Linked DNA regions of Homo sapiens: all the other regions are linked to region 1. A link is an interaction called in ENCODE POLR2A ChIA-PET data of the cell type or tissue named here. Cell type or tissue: PC-9. All regions are shown on one strand.

Region 1 (2,500 bases):
ACTGCACTCCAGCCTGGGCTACAGAGTGAGACTCTGTCTCATTACAAAAAAAAAAAAAAAGAAAGAAATTATATGCTTATCCTGGCTTTGATGCTTTATTTTAATCATGACCTTTTCCTCAGGTAGGAAATACAATACCACATTCATGACTATCCCATACATCAATCAGGAAAACACACTGCTACACACTCAATAACTTATATGGTTGTTCTCTACCCAGAAACCCACCAGAACCACTGTGGTTGCCTGAAAAGATCAGACGCCTGCTTCCATTGTGAGTCTGTGGTTACAAGAGTTAATGTGTATACTTTAAAATACAATCATACACATTTCTATTTGATTTCATTAAAGGACTGATGGGCATAATGTGTCATATGAGAAATGACAGAAGGCCGAAAGAATAATGATGTGGCTTATCTAGGGCCAAAGCACATTTTAGCAGTGTTTTGGTCTTCTCCCTGAGAATATCTAGCTAGATAACCTTATCTAACTAGAGGAAAAGTTGTATCAAAGATCCTCACACAGTAAAAGTTACTTGGTCAAGTTACCATTTTGTCAGATGCTTTGAAGTGATAAGCATTCTACACAGAATCAAATACTTCCCACACTATCACCACTCACATCAATCGCTACATAAATAATATTCTTTCCTGTTAGTTGTAATTTTACTCTCTGATGCTACTTCTAGTATTTGCATTCTGATTTATTCTAATCCCACCATTCTTACATAATGTTCTTTATAAACTTAAAACCCCAGCAGGGGTTTAAAAAAAAAAGACACAAAAGCAAACTAAAGAGAGAAAACCTAGCATCTCCCTTGTACTACTAACTGAATGGTGAAAGCATTTTAGTTGCTAAGCAATAGAGTTCAAGATCTTTAACAGAACACAATATTGGAGAAAACATCCAACTCTTCCCGCATCTTTTTTCTAGCTGTCTACTTGGCTAAAAATAGAAAAATGCTGATAACAGAGGGTAGAGGGTAGTCCTAATGTTACACTGCTAAATATCCTACTATACTAACCATGTATGCAGAAGTTCTGTCTACAGATTAAAAGTCACCCTTGTAAATAATTTCTTCCCCTCCCCCAAGTTACACATTCCTTTAAAAAAAAAAAAACCTACCTACAGCTTTTTTTCCCAGTTGACTTTAAAAGCTTAATTAGCATAATAAATTTTTCTTGTCATTAGTGCATATTTTATGAGTAGCAAAAAAAAAATTTTTTTAATTTTAAGCAATGAGTATCACATATGCTAAATCATTTTCATTATACTGCTAAATGTACCCTTTAAGCTGAGTGCCTTCTACCTATCAAGCACTGTAATAGGTGCTTTTAAACCTCATAACTAACCCTCCAATCTCTTGTAGGACAGGTCATATTTGTACATGGGACTTAAGCAATGACTAGAGAGAGCTTCCAAGAATCAAATTAAGACGTCTAACACTAAAAATCATGTTTTCCACTATAGCAGCTCGCTGCTACTACTACTCCTTTTCCTTTGAAATAAGACCCCCAAGGAGGTGGTAAACGAAAAGTAGACTGAACTAACGACATAGGACTTTTAGAGACCAAAAGGACTCCTTAACCAGCTTTAAGCTCTAAATCTTGTTTCTTCATTTATAATACAAAATAAGTTTGCTAGTTATTTCTACGCAACTGATTTTGTCACATGATCTATTAACTACTGCAGACAAAATCCTTTTACTTTGGGAAAGTTAACCTATTGTCCTTACAAACAAAAAAATTTAGAAACACTTTTCTTAATCTACTTTTTATTAACAAGTCAATTTTAAAACAAACCATTAAATTTCTTAATACTATGAAACATTATTAAAAGCAGTATTGCTGTAATATATTCTCAATTACAAAAATTGCCACTAATTCTGTTACAAGCCATGAAGAACACTGCTCTATGTTGGTTTATTTATCATACCTTTAGATGTAGTGAACTAGTTTAGTGTGAAGATTAAACAGTATTAGTAGCTGAATCTATGCGGAAAAAATTAAATGCCCTTTTTCCCAATGGCTACAGACCTGTGCTTCCAATATTACATTCAGAGTTGAACCCAACCTTACTTTCATAGCTTCCTCCAAAAGCAGCTGCTTTCTATGCATCCATGCTAGAAGAAATGAAGCTTAAAGCTTCATGTTGAATGTATAGCATGAGTAACAACTAAATGACAGGGATAATAAATACGGATGGTTAATTTTTTCAAGAATGCTTTAGGAGATAATATACTGATCAAAACGCCCTAAAAGTATAAACCTGGGCTAACAAGCTTACAGAATCACTGCAAGAGTAATTTTTTCTACTTTTAGCGTTTCCATGGACCTTTTTCAAGTTTCTACTATAGTAAAAGCAGTACTGTTGCATTTCATAAGGGAATGGAAACATTTATACATGATGCTTTTTGGACTACTATAAAAGATAGTACTGTATCCACCTTATATATTTTCAGAAAGTGTAATGGCACTCAGGTTTAGGTTTTTTTATTTTA
Region 2 (2,500 bases), 180 kb before region 1:
TATGAATTCTCTTCTGCTGCTTCTCTTTCAGGGTAAATATGCACAACCTAATACTGAAATATAAGGTGAAATACATGTAAGAAAACATAATACTGCAGGAATTCTTCTATCTTGGTGAGGCTTCTTATAAATTACACTATCTGCTTCTACTGCTATTTACTTTAACACCACTAAGTATCCATTTAAAAAACAATGGCAGTACTTCAATACTACAAACAGTATTTGATTTTAAGGACAAGTGAATACTCAGTAAGTTTACCACTTTTACAGGTCTTGACTAAGAATGTTAATTTAAATATAGTATTAAATAACATTACAGATTAAAATATGCAAGTTAAGTATCCCCTATCTGAAATGCTTGGAAGCAGAAGTGTTTCAGGTTTTGGATTTTTCCACACTTTGGAGTATCTGCATTATATACTTACCAGTTGAAGATCTCTAATTCAATAATCCAAAATCTTAAATGTTCCAATGAGTACTTCTTTGAGCACCATGTTGGCACTCAGATCTCAAACTTTGTAGCAGTTCAAATTTTAGAGTTTTGGATTAGGAATTCTCAATTTGTACTAACAGTTTTCTCTACTTTTTGCCAACAAGTAACTCTTACATGGTTTTTCTACTTAAAATATGATAAAAACACATATATACATGTTTATATATATAGTATATGTATATACTAAACTATACACTATATGTAATACATAATAAACTTCCAATTTTCTGCCAATTTAACCATTAATATAATGAAATTTCCATAATATACTTAATTTTGATAATTAAGTATATTATTGAAACCTTGTTGGGGTTTCTAGGGTATTAATCTGCCACTTGGTTATTTTTGTTTTGTTTTATACAGATGAAGTCTCATGATATTGCCCAGTCTAATTTTAAAACGCCTAAGCTCAAGTGATCCTCTTGCCTCAGCCTCGCAAAGTGCTGAAATTACAGGAATGAGCCACTGAGCTTATTTTTAAGTAACAAGACCCTTGAGAAAAAAAATCATAAAATCCTGTAACTGAGATTAAAAAAAAAAAAAACCCACTCTTTCAAATGTGTACATTATTTAATTCCACAGTACACAAAAAATATTATTAAGAATGCGTGGTGGTGGCAGCAGCAGAGGAGGAGGAAGAGGACAAAGAGGAGGAGGACAAGGAGGATGAAGAAACAAAGATGACGAAGAGGACAAAGACGATGAAAACAAAGACGATGAAGACGAAAAAGAAAAGGATATCAGGGAAGATGGGAGAACAGAAAACGCCAGGAATCCATTACTATACCAAGACAAAAAATGTACTAGCCGAATCAGATGTAAGTATCCTGAAACTCTAGAGTCAATCTGAACTTCTACACTTAACAATTTCAGCCTCCAATGCCATAGCTGCTACTGCTACCCATTTCTGACACGCACACTCCCAACCTGCCCATGCAATGACAGGCAGCTACGGAGACAACAATACAGGTTTCTGGTACAGCTTCTGGAGACAGGTGGGCAGTAAGGACCACGTCCCTGAACATCAAGATTCTCTGTTCCGACAGCTAGCTGATTGCTAATTCTGACTGGTGAGGTACAGGCACAGAGGCTGGCTGCCATTGTTTCAACACAAACCATCTGAAATGATTACTAGAGGTCTTAGAGTTGTACTTTTTTTTTGCGGAACAAAACAAAAAAGGAAAGAACAAAAAGTCCACAGAAAATATACCTGAAGTCCACCTGTTGCACTTCCTAGACGAATGTTTTTTTTTTTTTTTTTGAGACAGTCTTGCTCTGTCACCCAGGCTGGAGTGCAGTGGTGCGATCTCAGCTCACTGCCACGTGTGCCTCCCAGGTTCAAGTGATTCTCATGCCTCAGCCTCCCAAGTAGCTGGGACCACAGGTGTGTGCCACCACACCCAGCTAGTTTTGTTTTTGTTTTTGTTTTTTTTGTTTAGTTGGGTTTTTTTTGTATTTTTAGTGAAGACAGGGTTTCGCCATGTTGGCCAGGCTGGTCTTAAACTTCTGACCTCAAGTGATCCACCTGCCTCGGCCTCCCAAAGTGCTAGGATTACAGGTGTGACTCACCACTCAGCCACTAGACAAAGATTTTAAAAAACTTTATCTCAAAGATAGTAAGAGTAAAGACAGGAAAACAATGCATGAACAAAATGAGAATATCAGCAAAGGGACAGAAATTATAAAAAGGAACCAAAAAGAAATTATGGAAATGAAAGGTACAACAACTGAAATGAACAATACACTACACAAGGATTCAAAGGCAGCTCTGAGCAAGCGGAAAAAAGAATCAGCATACCCGTAAGTAGGACAACTGAAATTATCAAGTCTGAGGAAAAGAAGAAAAATGAATAGCCTAAGGGACCTGTGGGATACCATGAAGCAGAGCAACACATTCATTTTGGAAATCCCAGAATGCAAAGAAAAATGGAAAGACAGAATACTTAAATAACTAACTAAATAAATAACCAATTTCATGAAAGACATGAATCTACAAATCCAAGATGT
Region 3 (2,500 bases), 150 kb before region 1:
ATAAAATACTTAGCACAATGCCTAGTATGAAGTGCTCCATAAATAGTGGGTAGTATTATGATAGACCAGAAAACAAATAAACGATGACCAAAAATAAAACAAATACAGCTTACTGTTATCTGACTCAATCCAGCCAACCTCATAGTCAAAGTAGGTGACATAAAGTACTTAAATGCAAGATCTAGGCTTTCTTTATCAAAGCATAATGTTGTATCCAATGGTTCTTTGACTGTGCTCCACATTAAGTCAGCCATGTTACGAGCTGCACTCTGTCGTAACTCCTGATCCGAGAGCTTGCATAAATACCTGAAATGATTCAGAAATAGAAAATACACAAAAATTCATAAAGCATTTTTAAAGACCACTCAGTAACTTAAAATGTACATTGTAAGCATTAACATTTTTTGTGTCCAAAACCCACAAACCTCTGGTTTTCCTCTCAGGCCCTGCCTAATCTCTTTGGCAGATTCCTTCTCTGCTGTCCAACCTTTCAACATTAGTCTTCCTCAAGGCCTGTAATGGATTACAAAATGGCCACAAATTCCTCCCATCATTATATGTACAAGAATTTGCAATGTGACTTTGCTATTCCTCTCATCAAAAGGTGTAATCTATTTCTACACCTTAAATCTGGGCCTTGCCATGTAACTTGCTTTGGCCAATGAGATATTAATAGACATGACATAAGTGGAAGCTAGAAAAGCCTTTGAGCTTGCCTTCTCTTGCTGGGAACTCTAATCACCAACAAAACAAGGAACCAAGGTTAGCCTGCTGGATGAAAGAGAAGTGCCTGATGCTCCAACTGACATGAAGCCAACTACAAGACATATATGAGATTCCCGCTCACCCCACAAGACCAATCGGCATGGCAATCACAGAATGTGGGAACAAGGCTAACCTAGACCATCCAGTTTCAGCCAAGTCAATACAGATCAACAAAACTACCTAGCTAGCATGCTCGTTAAGAGTCATCACCACTCCCTAATCTCAAGTACCCAGGGACACAAACACTGCGGAAGGCTGCAGGATCCTCTGCCTAGGAAAACCAGAGACCTTTGTTCACTTGTTTATCTGCTGACCTTCCCTCCACTATTGTCCTATGACCCTGCCAAATCCCCCTCTGCAAGAAACACCCAAGAATGATCAATAAAAAAAAAAAAAATAAATAAATAAAAAATAAACAAAAAATGTAAAACTAAAAAAAAATAAAACACACACACACACACACACAAAACTACCTAGCTAACCAGAGAACTGTGAGAAATGATAAATGGCTGTTGTTTCATTTTTTCTTTTTTTATAAAACAAAGTCTTGCTTTGTCACTCACGCTGGAGTGCAATTGCTCAATCAGAGCTCACTGCAGCCTCGACCTCCTGGGCTCAAGTGATCCTTCCACCTCAGCTTCCCTGGTAGCTGGGACTATAGAAGCATGCCACCACGACCACCTAATTTTCTTCTGCACAGAGATGGAGTCTCGCTATGTTGCCCAGACTGGTCTTGAACTCCTGGGCTCAGGTGATCCTCCCGCCTCGGCCTCCCAAAAGTGCTGGGATTACAGGCATGAGCCACCATGCCTGGCTGGCTATTGTTGTAAGCCACTAAGTTTTGAGGGATGTTTTCTTACACAGCAAAACCAACCCATACAGAGCTCTATCTTAGACTCACCTCTACTCTTTTCCTGTATGCTCTCCTCAGGTGACTCCTATGGTTTTTAAATACCATCTTTACACTCACAACTCTTACATTAATGAAAACTGTTCTGAACTACAAGTTCATACTCCCAATTTGCCAGTGCCATTTAAGTCCCACAGGCCTCTCAAAGTCTTGTCTTTAAGTTCTCCCAGATTTTCACATCTCAGTAATGATATCCACAGTACAAATAAAAAAAATTGAGGAGGGGGGGTGCTGAATGTCATCCACATCCACAATGCTACCCTTTTCTTTATACCCTATAATGACCAGTATTATTGATTTTATTTTCACTTACATTCATCCAATTTTCAAAATCATCATTAACAATCCTACTGTAAGTAATCATCACTTTCCTTCCAGGACTAATATATAAACCTTTCAATTGGTCTCCTCCTAGCTTCTATTCCAGTCACCCTATATTTATGATCTATTTAAAAGCCAAATAAAACTTTTAAAAAATCATGAAACATCTGCTAAAAACCCTTCAATAGACTCCCATTGAAAAAATTAAATCCATACTCCTTACAGTGGCCTACAAGGTCCTGAATAATCTGCCCCTGCTTATCTCTCCACCTTCAAAACTATATCCCCTTACACATTATTCTCCACACCAATCTGCTTCTAGTTTGTGTCATATGCCAACTTCAAAGCCTATACTGACATGTTCCTTCTACAATACGTCTTTCTAATAATCATTTGAATAGCTGACTCACGTCCATCAGATATCACCCTTCAGAAAGGCCCCATACTCCCTCTGTATCACACTAACTTACTTGCATAGCATTCATCACTATCTGATTCTTTGCC

Evidence for each region. Peaks named below come from ENCODE experiments on the same cell type or tissue, not always from the same donor. Only the 100,000 strongest peaks of a DNase experiment are listed, where the experiment ranks them.
Region 2: POLR2A ChIA-PET joins it to region 1 with 7 read pairs; 3 of 35 experiments call an interaction of 5 or more read pairs at or near these places.
Region 3: POLR2A ChIA-PET joins it to region 1 with 8 read pairs; 5 of 35 experiments call an interaction of 5 or more read pairs at or near these places.

What each region holds. Positions count from the first base shown.
Region 1 is chr2:61,529,622-61,532,121 of GRCh38, forward strand. All of the region lies in intron 2 of XPO1 (exportin 1), which reads right to left. Among named protein-coding and RNA genes, the nearest start is that of XPO1, 7.5 kb to the right of the region's middle. In PC-9, no CTCF peak of the experiment used is centred here; no DNase peak of the experiment used is centred here; H3K27ac peaks cover 406 bases.
Region 2 is chr2:61,351,658-61,354,157 of GRCh38, forward strand. The region is part of intron 10 of USP34 (ubiquitin specific peptidase 34); the gene reads right to left. Among named protein-coding and RNA genes, the nearest start is that of SNORA70B, 64 kb to the right of the region's middle. In PC-9, no CTCF peak of the experiment used is centred here; no DNase peak of the experiment used is centred here; H3K4me3 peaks cover 412 bases.
Region 3 is chr2:61,380,056-61,382,555 of GRCh38, forward strand. USP34 (ubiquitin specific peptidase 34) reads right to left here. Exons shown (of 80, transcript NM_014709.4): 7 at 114-306. Among named protein-coding and RNA genes, the nearest start is that of SNORA70B, 36 kb to the right of the region's middle. RefSeq lists an enhancer at 692-1,193 and a silencer at 785-985. In PC-9, no CTCF peak of the experiment used is centred here; no DNase peak of the experiment used is centred here.